Linked DNA regions of Homo sapiens: region 1 is linked to region 2. A link is a loop called in an ENCODE intact Hi-C map of the cell type or tissue named here. Cell type or tissue: CD14-positive monocyte. All regions are shown on one strand. Each heading gives the region's core, and the rest is flanking DNA. Links, peaks and the distances in the headings are about the cores only.

Region 1 (9,916 bases), core at 1,150-9,149, 1.9 Mb after region 2:
ACCTCTTTTCCTGACACCGCTCTTTCAAGACCAACTATTAATAACAAGGGACCCTCCCACCCTGGCCTCCCAAAGTGCTAGGATTCAAGGTGTGAGCCACATTGCCTGGCCTGCTTGCTTTTAACTTTTGAGAAATCAGTGCCCTTTTCCCCATATTGGGCCCAGATATCCACCTACTGGAACTGTTCATTTTTTTAGTGTTACACTGCTCTCAATATCTAGGTATGTTACTTCCCTGAAGAACATTTAGGATTTTTTTTTTGTCTATCTGAGCCAATACTGCTTTTACAGGGAGGAGAAGATTCTGAAATTATTCTGCCACTTAACGAAGAGAAATAAAACAAAGCACTTACTAGAAAATACACCCCATTATCATCATTTTGCCAAAACGAGGCTCAATGGGGAGTTTAGCCAGGATTCGTCCCAAAGGAGTCAACTCATCATTGGCATCTAATGCATCAAGCTCTGTGGGGAGATAGTTCTTTGTGAGCAGAAACAAATGAACACTAATTTTAGGCAGACAAAACATTACTCTAAATTAAGGTTAAGACAGTTTAGAGTTCCTCTTTTGTCAAGCCAATCGCTAATACCATGTCTACGGCCAACAATTCTCTGTACTCAAAAATAGAACAAAATCAAAATCTGGAGCACCCAACATAAAGGTACTACAACTAAATCCTGTAGGTTATAAAAACAAATACAATTCATATGAAGTCTATAAATACAGTATTAACTATAATAGCAGCGTAAGTTTCTACATGCCATAAGAAGTCTGATACCCAGCTGTTAATGTTTTAAAAAAAATAAAATCTAGAGAAAATTCTGAAGTTACATAGTAGATAAATGCTAGATTCAAAATTCAAATTCAGATCTAGCTCCAATGCCCTTAATTTTCACTGTACCTCTAACAAGTTTAGCAAGAAAAAATAAATGTTCCAGGCTGGACACAGTGGCTCCTGCCTGTAATCCCAGCACTTTGGGAGGCTGAGGTGAGTGGATCACTTGAGGTCGGGAGTTTCAGAAGAGCCTGGCCAACATGGTGAAACCCTGTCTTAGTAAAATATAAAAATTAGCCGGGTGTGGTGGTGTATGCCTGTAGTCTCAGCTACTCGGGAGGCTGAGGCAGAAGAATGGCTTGAACCTGGGAGGTGGGGGTTGCAGTGAGCTGAGATCACGCCACTGCACTCCAGCCTGGGCAATGGAGCGAGATTCCGTCTCAAAAAAACAAAAAAAGTTGTAAGAGATTCATATGAAATACTGTGGGTATCATGAGTAAGTTATGTTCTGATCTTTAGTACATAGTTAAGAGATGCCTTTTTAAGTTTTCTTTTCTTTTTTAAAGACTCACATTGTCCCTTTCTTCCTTCTCATTGCTCATTAGAACAGTGACTATACTAACTATCTAAGGTAAGACTGGAGGCCTTACTATTATTATCACAGCCCTGTTGACTACATCTTCATCATCTTGATTCATTTGTAAGTGTTATCTGCCAGAACAAGACAGATGGTATGATTAATATCTGCGTCAAGTAGGTTTGTATTTGTAAGTACCTCTAAGAGTGTGTTCTGCTTCAATCACAGCATCCAAAGGGGGAGGTTCAATTGCTTTGGCCAGAAATTGGCCAATTCCTCCTAGACGCAGAAGTTTTATGCTAAGAGCAATTTCATGCAATGGTGTTCGGAACATCTCTGGTGTCATGTGGGTTTCAAGTCTAAGAGAAAATAAGCATAAAATAACCATCCTCCTTGTGTATACACAGATGTTAATAAACTTTTTGCAGCAAGGTAATCAGGGATACAGAGCTGCCTTTTCCTCATCCTTTTATTTTACAATTACCATCGGACCTTTTATCGTTCACTATACACACTGTTGACAAAATTTAATCTGGTTGCATAGTGGTTTCTGACTTATCCTCACAGCTTGATAGCCTTTTAGGCTGAGAAGAAAAATGAAAAAATTATCCAAAATCGCGAATGTTATTAGCTCCACCCATGGTCTCTTCAGGCCTTGCCTGTTGACAAACATGGGTTAAAAACGACAACAAGACTTTTTGTAGGATGATAACTCATACTAACATTTCTCTACAACCTCCCACCTTCCTAGTTCATGTAATTTTAGTGCCACTAGAAAGGCTCTTATAGATGTATCTTTAAAATCCAAAACTTTTTGACTTCTGACATGACACTTAAAGGAAATGCTCATTAGAGCGTTTTGGATTTCATATTTTCAGATTAGGGATGCCCGACTGGTAAATACAATGCAAATATTACCAAGAAAAAAAATCCAAAACCACTTCTGGTCCCAAGCATTTCAGTTTTAAAAGAGATATCTGACCTGTATAAATTAACAACAGCAAACACTTATTGGGAGATCATGATGTGCCATACACTGTTCAAAGTATTTTACATTATTAAATCATTTAATACTTATACCAACCCTATGGGTTAGGCATTATTTATATTCTTTTTACAACTGAGGAAACAAGAGAGGTTAAGTAACTTAATATTTTATAGAATGAGGGAAATGCAGGCCTAAGGAGTAACCACTTAGTGTTATACAATGTATTAGGCACAAATAATATTAAAATCTAGGTCTCTATATTTCTAAATCTGGCTTATTCTCTAAATGATTTGTGATGAAGATTCTTACGAAACATTTACACCTGATTCCAACATGGCTGGCAAGACTTAGATCAGCTTATATTGGCAGGTTTACATAACTGCACACATCTGTCCCTACAGAGAACAGAACAAAAATCCCTTACTAAAGGTCAAGAATGGGTCTTACCTCTCAAAACGAGCTCGGCTGCACAGGTGAAAGCAGAATCCAGGCCGTACTCGGCCAGCTCGCCCTTTCCGTTGCTCAAGGTTTGTTTTTGATGCCCATACGGTAGCATAGTTGGTCATATTGTTGTGAGCAGTGAAGAGTTTCACTTTCTGCCTACATAGGAAAAAGTGGTTAATTCTAAGACTCATGTGTATTATCAATAACTATTATATATCCACTAAGTAGTGAATGCTTTCCACTATGTAGTTAAAGCCATACCTACTTGTGATGTCTATTCATGAATGGCACAAGTAAGAATCAGCAATCTGACTGCAAACTCCTAGTTGTCAACCTACTAAAAGGCAATGTAACATCCACTTGCCACTTATCAGCTGAACTGCCTTGGCCAAACTTTGCATGCCATTATCTACCTTATAGTTTTTTTGGTAAACATTAAATAAATTAACAAATGCAAAGCATTTAAATGGAATATGGCACATACACAAAAGAAAGTAATTATTTAAGTCATCTCTATTCCAAAGTTTAGTGTAACTTTTAGGATATCTGTATCTAGTGATGCCTGTGTGGTCCATTTGAACCCCCAAGTAACCTCAGATTCCTTCAATGTTACATACAGAGACAGCTGCCACTAAATGACTGGGATTGGCACAGAATGCTATTCATCATTTCCTAAAATGGATGTTGGCAGCAAATTGTTTTCATTGTCAGGACAGACTAAGGAATTATAAAGAGAAGTCATGGGGTACAAGTTGGCCAGATATAACCAAGTTTCAACTTTTTTGTCCTTTCAATTTATCAATTACCATGTAATTCCTGTATCTACACAGAATGTCTCCTGGTATATTTTTCCAGGCTCATCTCATACCAAAATGAAGACCCTTAATCCTTAAAGGAGTGTCCTTCAAGGTAGGATATTTGTCATGTGCTAAACACTGGTCATCTTTATTCATCAAACAGCATGCTATAGTATGGCAGTGATCAATGGAAACACCCAATGGGAAATAAGTGAGACACCAGCAGCCAAGAGCAATGAGAAGTAATCATCAGTTACAGTTTCAAGCTTTGTCACTTTCTACCGTAACTGATTTGCAGTAATCAACAATAATTACTCTTAATTATCAATTACCTATAATGCTATATAGATGCACAATAATTTTGGAGATTTAAGAACACAGGAGTTTAAAAATAAGGTGTTTTTGATTCTGTTAACTGGTAAGAAGTTTCCAGTTAGTAACACTGGAGCAGACAAATAGGTTTCCCAGTAACTTACTTGCAGGAGTCAATGACATAAACAACATCGTTTATGGTAATGCTTGTTTCAGCAATATTTGTGGACAAAATAACCTGTGAAGAAAGAAAAATTACACTCCAGAAAATATTCTTATTAGTTACTTAAAAGGACTGATTTGCTTATGTATGTAACAAATGACAAGAAAATTACAGAAGTCCTAAAAAGATCACCCAATAACTGATTAATGAACAACAATCTACTAAGCTCAGAAAGAGAAGACTCCTTTTTTCTTCCTCAATTTAGATGGGTTACAATTTTTTGGGTAGCTCTTTGAAAGCCTGTAACATTTGTTTAGTATCTACGTCACTTCCAATCCCATCACTCTAATGTTTAATATTTACCTTGGTTACTCCAACTGGTACTGGATCAAACACTTTGCGCTGTTCCTCTCGAGGAATCTGAGAATGCAGGGGTAGAATCTGATACCGATGGCTTCCTATATAACAATAAAGAACAATCAGGGACTAAAAACAGGAGCTGGTTTCAAACAGCTCTCCATTATACATATTTTTATTCGAAAGTAGAAACAATACAAAATTTTGTTTTCACATACTGGCTAAGGCACTAGCAAAAACATTCATTTTCACTCTCAAATATGTGAGAATTCAAAGACTCATACCAAAATGTGGATTCATTTCCAAATGCTTCTGCATAGTATAAATCAGATTCCAGCCAGGCAAAAAAACCAACACAGCTCCAGGAACATTAAGGGTTTCAATGTACTTAAGTAGAGCCTCGATGAGTTCAAAAGGAGTTTCCTTTTCGTTCAATTGAGACATGCTCAACCTTGTTTCTGGACCATATTCATCACCACAGATCAAGTTGCAATTTGCCTGTAAAAAACAGGGAGACATATTTTTGGATTGTCTCAGTTACTCATGAGGTAAGTCTTCTAGATTTCTTCTAGTGACTCTAATTACTTGTAATGTCATTATTTATTCTAGTTGACTAGTCACACACTATAGAATACAGAAGAAATTTAATTTCCAAAAATGTAGAGCTTACATCAATATACTGAACTTTTCCACTAATTAGTATTTCTCACAGGATAGGACTAAAATTCAAACACAAACTTAAATTTGACTCAAAACTCTCATGGAGCCTTCTGAGTATATTTCTTTGTATTATTGAAATAATGTATTTTCCAAAAAGTTTACATTTGAATCAATGATAAAGCAAGTTGAGAAACAGTTGTTGCAATTGGTCTTTTTCTAAATTTTCTAATCTGCTGTTCATTTACATCTTCAGATCTTTTGATTAAAAAGATATAATCTTAGGTTTTCTAGCAAATTCTGCATTGCTGGCTGTCTCAGTCTGTATTTCCAGATAATCCATTTCTATACTATCGTCGTCCAACTCTCAAGCACTACAAAGTCTTTTCTTTCCTGTTTCTCCTAGGAAATCCCTCATTGCTCCCTGATTTAATACTCTGTCCACCTGATAATGTCATCACCGGTCTCCTGTAGCTAAAGCTATAGCTGCTGTTTCTTAAACTTTATTGTATATACAGATCACCTGAGGATCTTGTTAAACTGTAGATTCTGACTCAGTAGATCTAGGGTGGGGCACAGCATTCTGTCTTTCTACCAGTTTCCCAGATGCTGCAGCCTACTGAAAAACTTTGAGTAGCAAAACCTTATACAACAGCATTGTCCCTAACCATGCCTGGCCTTTAAACATCGCATTCTTTCTTCTTTTTCCTTTGATCTTTACGCCAGAGATAATTTAACTTGTGATAGAAAACAGCTTGTCACTGAACCTGGAATTTTTTTGCAGTAAAATACATCAATTAATCCAAAGGCAGACATTACAGTCAGTTTTTAAGAAAGTTTGCTGTAATGCTAATACATTGCATGTTACATTAACTCATTTTTTTCTCTGCATTGACAATTTGCCCATAATGGAAATTCTTCATGAAATTCACTTACATCATCATCCTCACCACCATCATCATCCTTATCCTTCTTCTTTTTGTCTTTTGGTGGAGGAACAAAGTGGGTCATCTGAATGCAGTCTTCCAGAAAATATTCTGCCAGGGACAATCCAGTCAGGTTAAGTACTATCAACTTTCACAATGGAGCAGACCTAAATTCATTTGCTAATTCATAGTTCAAAACTACTTTAATACCCCTCTAGTCTGATTCTTCACAAATGCCAAAAAGTTCCAGTAGCAATAACCTTATTTTCCTAATCAAACTCAGTGTTTCCCTCTCTTAGACCTTGAAGGAGGGTGAGGTGTCTTTTATACATGTTCCCAGAGCCAGTTGGGGTATCCTCTGTGTATAACATTCAATCAAACATTTATCTATACACTTCCATTGTGTGGGAGTTATACATGGAAAGAAGTAACTTCAATACAATATACCACAGTCCATCCTTCCTCTATCAGTATGCACACACAAAATGGCTTCTGGTCAATCTGAAGAAGGATCTCAATGCAAGGACTGGAAGATCTGTTGATCAATTATGCCCAAGATTCTCAGATGGCCCCAGAATGTCTTTATAATCAAAACACCCTCTATATCCAAAAACTCCCAAAGTGCCAGTCTCATCACATCATATTAAGGGCATATCCTATCAATATGACTTACTCCTCATGATGTTAAAACTTGATCACCTGTGGTAGTGCCTGCCAAATTTCTCCACTGTAAAGTTACTCATTTTCCCTTCTTCCCACACTGTAGTCTTCAGAAGTTATTAAACACAGCCCACTCAGGGGTTAGGTAGTGTAGGCCCACTTGTTTGAAAAATGGGGAGACCATTTACATAAATTATTTGAAATTCTTTTGTAAGAGGCACTTGTCACTATTCTTTTTATTAAACCACTTATTTACATATCAGTATAGACACACAAATATTTTGTATTTTGGTAATCTAATACCATGTTATTTTTTTTCCTCAAACTGTTCCAGCTTTGGCCATTGGGAACTCTTTCAGGTTGGCTCCTGTGTCCCTTTATCCCCATCGTTATGGGCTTCTTTTAGGCACCTCCTTACTTTAAGGGACAAGATGTTCCAGGCTCATTTTTGTATATTGTTTCATCCTAGAAGCAGCCATTTCTCCAGGAATATCTGGCTCCTTTAGTTGGAGAATGGCATTAAAAACAAAATCTGAATGTGGGGCATATCCCTATCTACTGGGTGTCACTGCTTCTACTCCCACTCAGCACAGAGCTAGAAAAAAATATGTATACTAACACATGTATCCACACCTATCTATAATTATTTCTATACCTATCCATTTGTACCTCCATTTAGCTAAACACACGTTCGTACTGATCTCTTTGAGTATAATCCAGTAACATACGGTTTGTTCTAGCAATCCCACTTATCCTTAACTTCTCTTCCTAGTAGTAAGAAACTGAGCTCCCACCACTTGCCATCCATTTACTTGTATGGCATTTCCAGTACACATGTACAGCAGTTTCAGAATTAACCTGTACCCCAGTGAATTATACTGGCTTAGCATGCTGGCATAGCCATAACATCACTTCGTATCTGTCTACACTGTTTCTCTCTTATTTTCATGCCCTCAATTAGAATGTACCATAATTCTTTTTTTTCCCCCACAGCTACCAGATGACTATCCTAGAAAACTGTGGTAACAACTCCTAAAGACAGTAAAGAAGGCTGGGCGCAGTGGCTCTAGACTGTAATCCCAGCACTTTGGGAGGCTGAGGCAGGCTGACTGCTTGAGTCCATGAGTTTGAGAGCAGCTTGGGCAACAGGGTGAGACCTTGTCTCTACAAAATATACAAAAATTAGCCAGGCGTGGTGTTGTGCGCCTGTAGTCCCAGGTACTCAGGAAGCTGAGATGGGAGGACTGGTTGAGCCTGGGAGCCAGAGGTTGCAGTGAGCCAAGTGAGTGCACCACTACACTCCAGTCTGGGTGACAGAGTGAGACCTTGTCTTAGAAAAACAAAAAGATACTAAAGAACTCTCACTTATCAGAAATACATAACCTTGATACACTTCCTTTAATCTTAATTCAAAATCTAGTTGCTCAGGCTCTAAAAAGGATTCTTAATTTGATCCTGGCTGCTTAAACTTTTAACAGTAATTCCCATAATTACCTATACACCACAGTGATTTCCCTTTGACTATACTTTATAATTTTTAAAAGTTTGGCTTTATAAGTAAAGGCCTGGAAACTTACTGCATATGCAAACTACTCAAGTAGTAAATGAAACCTGGTCTCACTTCTCAGACTGTACTCACTACTGTATAAAATAACAGAAGAGAAACTCCTCAAAAATGCTATGATACATTTGATACTATAATTTGTCCTGTATTTTAAGTATTCTTTAAATTGTAACTCCAATCTCCAGGATTAAGAAAATACAAACCCTATTGCACAAAAGATGTTCCTATACCACCCCCACAATATTACCTTGAACTGGGTAAGTCCTCCCATAAACTTCAATGATGGGGCAATTGAAGAAATATTCACAAAACATGCTGGTATCAATAGTAGCAGACATAAGAACAATGCGAACTTCAGGATAAGCCTGAACAACATCACGCAGTACTACCAAAAGGAAGTCAGTCTATTAAAAAACAAACACAAAATTTTTGAAATTACATTAAGTTTATATAACAAGCTATGCCTAAAAGAGTTATACAGCCATAAGACATCAATTAAATTCAGTTTCTTAGATGACTCACAGAAGTGCCAAGATAAAGGACCACAATGGATCTTTTATCAATTTTTAAGATAACAATAACAATTTTTGAGAACAGTTGTAGCCTAATAGTTGTGATTAGAAATGAGTGCTATTGGCCAGGCCCAGTGGCTCACACCTGTAATCCCAGTATTTTTGGAGGTCAAGGCGGGCAGATAATCTGAGGTCGGGAGTTCGAGACCAGCCTGACCAACATGGAGAAATCCTGTCTCGACTAAAAATACAAAATTAGCCCAGTGTGGTGGCACATGCCTGTAATCCCAGGTACTCAGGAGACTGAGGCAGGATAATCACTTGAACCCAGGAAGGAGAGGCTGCAGTGAGCCGAGCCATGTTGGCCAGGCTGGTCTCAAACTCCTGGCCTCAAGTGATCCACCCGCCTCGGCCGACTATATTTTTAAATTTTACTTACTTTATGGGAATGCATATTTTATGTTGTCTTGGGATTTCCTTTTTTATATACAACAGCATTGCTAAGATTCATCCACACATTACTATACTCATCCTTTCTGATGACAGTTTACTGTCCCAGTGTATGAATATATCAGTTAATTCACTTACTCTTACACATATCTGGCTTCTTTTCAAGATTTACTAATGTGAACATTTGCTACTATGAGCATTCTTGTTCAAGTCTAAACAGGAGTGCTAAACATATCCAAGTTTCTGTAGGTTAAACATGGGTATGGAATTGCCAAGCTATAGGGTATGTAACTGCTGAACTTCGGAAGGTAATGCTTAACTATTTTTCTAAGTGGTACCATTATTTATATATCCCCATAAGCAGTGGATAAGGGATCCTGCTGATCCACATACTCTCCAACATTTTTAGTGTCACTTTTTATTAAATAAACAGATATAAAGCAGTGTCTTGTTGTGATCTAGATCTATACTTTCCTATTAGTCCCAATGAGATTGAGTATCTCCATGTTTATTAGCCAAATGTTTCCTCTTCTATAAAATGCCTGTATTTTTGATCATTTTTCTACTAAGTTGTTTACTTATCTTACTGATTTGTAGAAGTTGCTTATATATTCCTATACTAACATATTGGAATCTTTGAGCTTGTGGTTTTCCTTAAAGTAAGGAAATAACCTTTTGATTAAACAAATAACCTTAATTTTAATATAGAATAATATATTGATCTTTTATTTCA
Region 2 (9,916 bases), core at 862-8,861:
CCCGGCATAACTTCTCTACAAATATAAGTCAAATCAAATAAGGCTCATTTCCTCCATCAAGAAGTCATCCTTGACTGGAGATATAGCATGATATAGGGCAATGCTTTACCTATCAATTTAGTGAGTTGTGACTAGCACTTTTTAAAAATTAAACAGACTAGAATGAAATCTCTTCTTGTTTAAATTTCTAGTTGATATTTTAAATAGCTCTCTGGTAAACATTCTTTTTGTTTGTTTGTTTGTTTTGAGATAGTCTCCCTCTATCACCCAGGCTGGAGTTCAGTAGTGTGATCATTGCTCACTGCAGCCTCCAACTCCTGGGCTCAAGTGATCCTCCCACCTCAGCCTCCTGAGTAGCTGAGACTACAGGCACGTGCCACCATGCTCGGCTGATTTTTAAAAAAAATTTTTGTAGAGATGGAGTTCTCACTATGTTGCCCAGGCTAGTCTCAGACTCCTGGGCTTAAGAGATCCTCCCACCTTGGCCTTCTGAAGTACTGGACTCACAGATGTGAGCCATCATGCCCGGCCTCTGTGGACATTCTGATACACATCTTTTTATACATTTTTAGTTTCTTGCTTAGGATAAATTACTCGAAGAGGAAGTAATAAGTCACTGAGTAGGGAATGCTTTTTAAGATATCAGGTACTTGTTGCCCAATTGCTTTTCAGAAAGATTCTTTTTTACTTCTCAGTGTTGTGTAAAAGTACATGTGTCATTTAACCGTTACTGTATATTATTATTTTGCCAACTTAATGAGGAAAAATTGAATTATATTTTAATATGGATTTCTTTGCTTATTAGTACAGTTAAATTTGTTGATCATTTTTTTCTTAGCATATTAAATTAAAAGCAAAGTTTTTTAAACAATATATAAACATTTACTTAATTCAGTTTACTTTTAGTAAATACTTTTAGTTTTTGTTATAAATGGAGGTGTTAGATTTTGAGGAATCTAGCATTTCTTTACTTTTGCCGTAACATGAGAAGCAGGCAAGGAATTAAAACAGAAGATACTATGAGCGTTATGGTAAAACAGAGAAACTTATATTATTTTCTTATACTCTGAAGTGTCAAGAAAATTTTAAAAATGATTTTTTATAATAGGACAATAGAAGAAAAATAACTGCTGTCCCATCCTTTCTTATACATGCTTAGTATGCTTTTGCCCATGAAAATTTGTGTAATCAGTCTCTCTTAGATAAGCATATGTAATTGATAGTATTTGCATTAATGGTTTTAACTCAGAAGAATGTACTGTACAGAAATGGTATTGTAAGAGTTGGTCATTTTTTAAACTCATATATAAACTTTAGAGCTAGTACGTACTTTGTAATGCCATTTCCTCAAAGTTAATTAAAAGCAACTTGCCAGCTTTTCAGATAAGACCTCATTACAAACGTTGAGTAGATGATTATATCCATAAAATATAAGGTTAATAAGAATTCTATTATGATTTATACATATTTTAAGGATTTTCTAGTGTAGCAAAAAGACAGTGTAAACAAGTTTAGTGTAGGTAATTTATGCCTTTACTTTGCAATAAAAAAGTGTCCTTTTTAAAATTGCCTTGTGACTCTCAGGAACACAGAATTAGGAGGAACCAGATTCTAGATTGCCTCATGCTTTATTTTATTCCTACTTTCATCTCTTTTTTTCTTAAACCTCTCAAGAAAGCAGGACAATAAGCTCCTTATTACTAATTTCTGCAGTAATATATACTGCTACCAGTGCCATCTCTAAACCCAGTCATTTGAGTCCTAGTCAGGAGGACAAGAACCTATCTACCAGCCCCTAGATCCACCAGAGGATCCCGTAAGCAAAAAAAGCACTGAACCCTTCTTCCCTGATTTGTGGAAATGGTAGTGCCTCTTGGATGCTGAAATGCATCTTGGTTCTGCATTTAAAAGTTCTTTAATACTGGCTGGGCGCAGTGGCTCACACTTGAAATCCCAGCACTTTGGGAGGCCAAGTCGGGCGGATCACGAGGTCAAGAGATCGAGACCATCTTCACCAACATGGTGAAACCCCATCTCTACTAAACATACAAAAATTAGCTGGATGTAGTGGTGTGTGCCTGTAATTCCAGCTGCTTGGGAGGCTGAGGCAGGATAATTGCTTGAACCCGGGAGGTGGAGGTTGCGGTGAGCCAAGATCGTGCCACTGCACTCCAGCCTAGTGACAGAGTGAGACTCCATCCCCACAAAAAATTAAAAAAAAAAAAAAGTTGTTTAATACCACTTATCTTCAGGAAGGATACAAGATTTAAATGAGCAGATACTATAGATAATTGTGTTAATAAATAGTCCTTTTACAAATTTTATAGCAGTCATCTTGGGGTACAGTTCAATATACAAACATCTTAAGTATTATTGTACTAAAACGCTCATGATTCAAAGTATTTCCATTTTAAGGGAAAAGATACTGAAAGTGGAATACAGAGATGTTTATTCTTTTCTATTTTGCTTTTGCTTTCTTATGACTACTCTTAGACTTTGTCATTCTTAGCTCTCAACTACTCCCAATTCAGTGTTATTTCCTTTTCTGAAATTCACATTTTAGCACTTGTGGCTTCCATTTGTTTGGCACTTAATTTATGACTTTTCATTGTCAGTTATTTTCTCTATTTATATATCTGTCTTATTTGCTCTGTCTGGATTTTAAGCTCCTTGAGGACAAGGATCTATTCCTTTGTATATTATCATAATATCCCCCACATGGTAGGTAAGTAAGCAATAAATATTGATTAGTTGATTGTAGTAATTAATGGAACTGACCAGAAAATATTTTTCACTGTTGATTCTTATTGCAAATATTTGTAAAATTATACTTTACCTTAGTGTAATTCATGTGATTACATCTTTATTTTATTATTAAGGATTGCTTCATTTTAGGTTAATTATTCTTAGTATCAATTTTCAATTTTAGTTCTGTAGATAGGGATACAGGCAGCATAAGGGGGCAGGAGATACTTTTCATTCTTGTTTGTGGTGCAGAACTACCTAAAACTAGCTAATCCTACAAAAGTACAAATGGTAGAGATAATTATAAGTTTGGGAGGGGATGGAGGGGTACTGCTAGACTAATAGCACATGAAAATGTCTCAAGTGGCACTTTACAAAGTAAGATAAATGGCAGTACTGAGAACAACATTAACAGTGATCAAATCCCCATCTCTCACCTACGTTTTACATTTGTTGTTTTTTTGTTGTTGTTGAGGGGGTGTTTGTTTAGAAATGCCTGGAATCTGTTGATTGGACACTGTTAAGGCACTAGGTATACCTAGCAATTGATATCTGCAGATAAGTTGAAATATAAATTTTTTGAGCTTCTCTTTATATAGAGTTTGAATAATAACTGAACCAAGAGTATACCCGTGATGTTTTATGTGTTTTATGTTTGATTTTTTTTGTTTATTTGTTGGCTGAATCCTTGGCATATACCTCCTTTTTTGTTGGTTATTTGGATTGCTGAAAAATATTCTAATTTTAATCAGTGTCTGCTCAGTTTGAGTCTAGTTAATCCAGATTCATATTGTAATAGTAAAGGTCTTGCTCTGTCACACAGGCTGGAGTGCTGTGGCGCTATCTCAGCTCACTGCAACCTCCACCTCCCAAGTTCAAGAGATTCGTGCCTCAGCCTCCCAGGTAGCTGGGATTACAGGCACACGCAACCATGCCTGGCTGATTTTTGTATTTTTAGTAGAGATGGGGTTACGCCATGTTGGTGAGGCTGGTCTCAAACTTCTGGCCTCAAGTGATCCACTCGCCTTGGCCTCACAAAGTGCTGGGATTACAGGCATGAGCTACCGCTCGTGGCCTATTTGGTTGTCTTCCACTTAATAAAGAAATACACCTTTGAAAAAATTTCCCTTGTGTTGTTAGCCTGCCAGCAAGGTGATACACTCTATATTTCCAAACTCTTAAAACCCGTAAATGAAATTTTAATTTCCTTTCAAATGTATACCATAACAATCCGTTTTTTCTCTATGGTGAACTAGTTAATATATAATATAGACTGGTTTTTCACAAATTCTAAACTAACCCTAATTTCTTCTAAGGCTGGTCTACTTCCCTATTCTTGTACTTACTAGTTCAAACTGTCCAGAGAACAAAATTGTTATAAAAGATACCTTCTCTGTGTAATTTCCCTTGGATTATAATCATGTCACTTGTTTACTCCAAGGGAAGTAATTGAGTTTTGATGTCAATGAGGATGGAATGAAATAAAAGCTTACTTACTTCATGAATATTATATGCTTAGAATATATTTCCCTACATGCTAATTGGAAAGTCAGAGATCATCAGATTGAATTTCAGTGTTTAGTTATTTTATGAATTATTTTCATGATTTTATACAAAGACTTGATTGAAAAGTAGTTTCTTATCAGAAGGTCATTGTCTTGATAACTGCTAATGACAATTTTCTAATTGTATTCAGATTAATTTAAAGTTTGGCATCAGAAAACCAGAAGCTCGGACAGGAACTGAGACAGATACCTGTACAGCTTGTGCAGGTACCTTGATCCTTGAATTTGCTGCTTTAAGTCGATTCACAGGAGCAACAATATTTGAGGTTTGCTTTTTACGGTCTTTGATATCCTGGGTATTGGGCATAACTACCTTTATATCTTCTTCATTGGTTAAATATTAGGATTATTAGTTGGAGAATTACTGTTATTTTAGTGAACTTTTTGTCTAAATTCCTTTACATGGTTTTTAATTGTCAAAAACCTAGAACATTGTGAGAGAGCTATGTTAAATCCAACTTTGCATTTTGTTCACCAACTATGAAGTATATGTTTAGGTTTAGTCTTAGAAATTTTTTTAGCCATATTACTTAAATGAATTTGATGTCTCCTTGATATCATAAATGTCTTACGAAATACTATGTCCCTGTGTTTTATTTGTTAGACTTCCATATTGCACTTCTGAAAGTTCTGAAACCTTCACTAATCTTCTAAAACACAGTGAAATTTTTGTTCTTAAGTCTTGATTGAGACTGTAATCTGTAAATTTGTTTACTGCAAGGGAAATGTTATTCATTATCCAAAAGACTTAATATCCCCACATAGTTGTGGGCTAGCTATGTCTCTCATTAAAAAAATCTAATTATTTAAGCATGTCATTGGAGTGCAGTGGTAACACAAAGCACCCTCTTTTTCAAGCATATGACTTAGGTTAATGTTTAAAAATTCAACAAATGGCAAACAGAACAAGCAGAAATAGGGACTGTATAGTAGCATTACAGATACTAGATCTGAATGTAAAGAAAACAAATTGACTTTGTATGTATGTATGCCTTTGAATGTATGTCTGTATGTTCAAATGTCTCAAGGACAGATTTATCATGTTTGGTTGGTTAATCTTTTAAACTTAAGGTTTTGCTCTATATCTTGTTCACTAATATTTTCCCTTCATTAAAAAGTGTGGACACTTTTGCATACTTTAATAACTACACTCTCAGATATTGATGCAGTTACAGGTGAGGAAAATAAGGCTCAAAGAGTATGACAGACCTGCACAGCTGGTAGATGATGCATGGAGTTGGAATTAGAATCCATGTCTTTCTGAATTTGAAACCCATACTCTTTCCAGTGGGCTATTTTGTGTTTATTAATAAATCTGTTGAAAGTCATGATTTAAAAAAAAAAATTCTTGAATACGCAGTAATTTGTTGTCAGAGAAGATGCAGTTGACAAAGCATTGATATAATACAGGGTTGGCAAACTGCAGTCTGTGAGCAAAGTGCAGCCACTGCCTGTTTTTATAAATAAAGCTTTATTGGAACACAGCCATGCTCAATTGTTTGTTTTTATCTGTGCCTACTTTGGTGCTACAGTGACAGAGTTGAGTAATTGTGCCATTTACTGTGTGACCCATAGCGCTTAAAATACCTGGTTCTTGTCCGAAAAGGTTTGCTGACCCTTGGTCTAATATATATAAAGAGATCTGAATTCTCATATTATTTTTTTGTCCTGTAATTCAATTTTAAACTCTAGCTAATCTTGAATTTCACTAGGCCTGTTTTCTTAGCTGTAAAATAAGACTAGGGAAATCTTTTTGAAGTTTCCTGGCTCTGAAATTCTGCCATTTAATTAAAATTATAACCTGCTTTGTGTTTAAGAGAAATCAGCATAGTTTGAGTAAAGAATTATAACTATTTTACACTCTGTAATCTGCCAAGTGACAAATGGGTTTAATGACTTTTTCTTTTATAGAAGTCCTTCTGCAGTGCTAAATAGGTTCATGCTCTGAAATTAATTTAGAAACCTGCCTGTACTTGCCCTTTGCATTTATATTTTGTAACATCTTTTCATCCAAAGCCAAAAATTTGTTCACAACTCATTTTATTTAGTGTCTAGTAGATAAAATAAATGAGAAAAAGACAAACATGTCATAAGGTTACAAGTTTGTTGTTATCAAATATTTGGTAGCCTAATTGATTTAATAGCTTTTTACTAATGAACTTGCTTACCATTTAAAAAGTAGGATCTGAAATGACTTTCAAAGATAGCATACTACCTTTGAAATTCTCTTCCAGTTTTCTAAATAAGAGTATCTAGGGAGATTTTTACTTTGCCTTTAAGTGGTAGAAATTACTTTAACAAGTATATCAATTATGTAAGCAATTAATATAATTTAATAATACATGTGTGTGAATATGAACTTGTGCTACAAGAGTAGATGAAATGAAGAAAAAACAAAAAGAGTAGATGAAAGTGAGCCATCAAAGTGAGCCTTCCTCTGAATAGTGTATTCAGAGTCTTTCCTAACTACACTGATTGGTTGAAAAAGAGCCAAGCTTTGAGTTTTAAGGAAATTTGTTTATAAATAGTTATCTTAGAAATTTAACCTAATTCTTAAAATATCCTATCGGCCTTTGAGTTTTGTTTGTTAGTTTCCTATTTGCCAAAGAGACTTAGTTCTTCAAATATGCACTTCTTTTTTTTTTTTTTTTTTTTAAATTACAGGAATATGCCAGAAAAGCTCTTGATTTTCTCTGGGAAAAAAGACAGCGAAGTAGTAATTTAGTGGGCGTGACTATAAATATTCATACTGGAGATTGGGTACGAAAAGGTATGTAAGTTAGGCTTTTTAAATCAAGCCTTTGCATCCTCAAAATGGTTGGGAAATAAAGAATTTTCATTTGTTAAAATAATCTTTGGGATACTATAAAGCATAGGTTCTCACAAGATTGCTGGAATTTTAATTAATTTAGCCAGATTTTCTTTTTTGATGCCAAATGTGACACACTTCTTCTACATGATTTAGTATTCTATTTCTTAATGGATATAGCATTATAGGTATAGGGTGTAGATGAAACGCTATAATTTATTTGAAAACTAGAGAACCAGATTTCTGCAGCCATCTCACGTCAAGGTGTGGTTTAGTAAGAATATGGGTTTAATAAATTCTTTTTTTCTCCTACCTCCAGAAATATAGTAGCTAAGAGCATAGACTCTGGGGTCATGTTGTTGGATTCAAGCTATGTGATCTTGGGAAACTTATTTAACCTCTGTGTGCCTCTCTATTCCATATCTGTAAAGTGGGCATATTAATAGTAATTAGTTGTTCTGTATGAGGATTAAATGAGTTAACCAAAGTAAAGTGCTTAGAACAGTGCCGGGCATGTACTACACTTACTATGAAGTAAGTGCCCAGTAACGAGATGTTAGTCCTTTTGATTAATAATTTTACTTCTGGGAATCTAGTCTGAGGAATAATACAAAACATAGAAAATTATTTGTTCCCAAGATGTTCCCATGCAATTATTTATAAATAGCAGAAAATTGGGAAACAGTCTAACCATCAGTAAAAAAAGCTAAGAAAATTATTTTACATCAGCGTTGGAATATTGTTATTAAAATAAATCAGGAGCATGGGAAGGAACATGTAACAATGTTATATGAACAAACAGGATATTGAATTGTACAAAGAACTGTGATTTTATCTTTATAAAACACCCTGATAAGCATAGATGAATGGAAATAAATTAGAATATTCTTAATGAAAGCATCTTTTTTATACATTTTCTCTATTTCTAAAAAGCTTATCTTGTTTATATGTAAAATAAATGGTAACTGCCTATATTTAAATAAATAAAAATTATAAAATTATTAATTCAAACATATTAAAATTATTACCTTTATTCAGTATTGTATAAAATTTTTCTGTGTCATCTAAATGACAGAAAAGAACTTTTGACTCTTCACAGTCAGTTATTTCAGTAATTCAGGGTGATACTGAGGAAGCTAAGAAATGACTAGATTTACCAGAACATTTGAAACTCAAGACAATTTCTTCCAAGTTCCTAAAAGCAAAATATTGAATGGCCACTGATGAAAAGTCATCTTGTGTATTCATTCACTGTTTTCTAGTATTTCACTGCTTATAACTGTCTGGTCTCATCTTGGTTATAGTTTAAAAATCAAATATTTTCCTACATCTGTGAATTAAATAGTACAGTGTGGTTACCATATCATACTTCAGCTGTTAAATTAAATCCATTATGTCATAACACTAAAAAGACTCATTTAAAAATGAAGATTTAAAATAACATAATATGTTGATTTAAATGTACCACTAGAAAAATGTTGTGTCTTACAATAGAAATGAAATGTATATAAATATGGGTAAAAAGACGAGTCACTAGTTTGAGATGAGAACTATTATTTTCATGGTAACGTACCAGCATGTATGTGCTTGTATAGCATACACATAAACAGAGAAGGCTTAATGCATTTATAATGCAAATACAAATGCATTAAATAGAAGTTTGATAGTGTATTATAAACCTAAGAGGAAAAATCCAGACTTGTATTTTTGATATTTTGTGCATCAACATATTGCTACAAACATGAAAACTGTGAAATTTTTAAAATCATTTCCTTGCAGTCATAGCATTGTACCATCTTCATTTTTGTCTAGAGTTGGTTCAGTTCTAAGTGGTCTAGACTCCACCTGCCTATCATTTTTTTTTTACTGGTTAAGACAGTAAAATAGGTGTTTTTTTGAATCTATAGGTTTCATTTTTGTGTTAGATAACATTTCTTCTTTTTAAGAGTAGATATTATTATTGTTCTTTAATTTTTCTTGACTTTGGTTCTTTTTTCCTTTTTAGGAAAAAGCAAAACAAGAGACTTCATCTTTAGATTTCCTCAAGATTTAAGTGAATTTACTATTCATTTATACATACCAATTTCTTAAAGAACACAAGATGCTTATTTTCCACCTAGTGAAACTAAGAGCTAATTAAACTATGAACTAGTTAGCAAATTATTTATTTTAAATATAATTATCTGTTCCAGGGCAAATCTAAACTGGTGTAGTCATATATATGCACAATGTTAATTTAATGCTAATCTAAGGAGTGCTATTTTTTTAAAAAAATTTAACGGTTTTAAAAAAATTTAATGAAAAATCACATTTGTGTTTCCATAGATAGTGGAGTTGGAGCAGGGATTGATTCATATTATGAATATCTGTTGAAAGCCTATGTCTTGCTTGGAGATGACAGTTTTCTGGAAAGATTTAACACAGTAAGTTGATACAATTTTATATTTTATAATCAACTTCATTTGAGTCCAGATTTTTATAGAAACTCCATTACCTGAATGACATTGTAAAAATAATTTTTAAAATGTGTAGTGGTTTTGTGTCAGTATTTCCTGATGATGTTGAACAGGGACAGCGTAAAAAGTGATATACATTCCAAAAAATCAGTTGATAAAGTAGTTTTATTTTCACCTTTTATCAGAAACTTTGCAGATCTGCCAATAAGAGATGTAATAGATTTGAGTTTTACCTAATCTTGTTTGTACAAGGATAAGAATTATTGAAATATGTTACTAGTTAGCTTTTTCCTTTGTATTTCAATTCTTTTTGAAATCTTGGAAGTTTGGCTTAGTCTTTG

What was found. Hi-C counts contacts between places; a loop is a spot of excess contacts. Peaks named below come from ENCODE experiments on the same cell type or tissue, not always from the same donor. Only the 100,000 strongest peaks of a DNase experiment are listed, where the experiment ranks them.
Region 1: a loop joins it to region 2, with 7 times the contacts of the local background. A loop is called at or near these places in 4 of 110 quality-filtered maps.

The regions. Positions count from the first base shown.
Region 1 is chr1:182,871,046-182,880,961 of GRCh38, reverse strand. DHX9 (DExH-box helicase 9) reads right to left here. Exons shown (of 28, transcript NM_001357.5): 15 at 8,469-8,625; 16 at 6,008-6,108; 17 at 4,699-4,912; 18 at 4,421-4,515; 19 at 4,059-4,132; 20 at 2,789-2,941; 21 at 1,552-1,712; 22 at 354-465. Among named protein-coding and RNA genes, the nearest start is that of DHX9-AS1, 36 kb to the right of the region's middle. In CD14-positive monocyte, for the core only: no CTCF peak of the experiment used is centred there; no DNase peak of the experiment used is centred there.
Region 2 is chr1:184,720,915-184,730,830 of GRCh38, reverse strand. EDEM3 (ER degradation enhancing alpha-mannosidase like protein 3) reads left to right here. Exons shown (of 20, transcript NM_025191.4): 7 at 4,442-4,576; 8 at 6,975-7,080; 9 at 9,445-9,542. Among named protein-coding and RNA genes, the nearest start is that of EDEM3, 29 kb to the left of the region's middle. In CD14-positive monocyte, for the core only: no CTCF peak of the experiment used is centred there; no DNase peak of the experiment used is centred there; H3K27ac peaks cover 393 bases.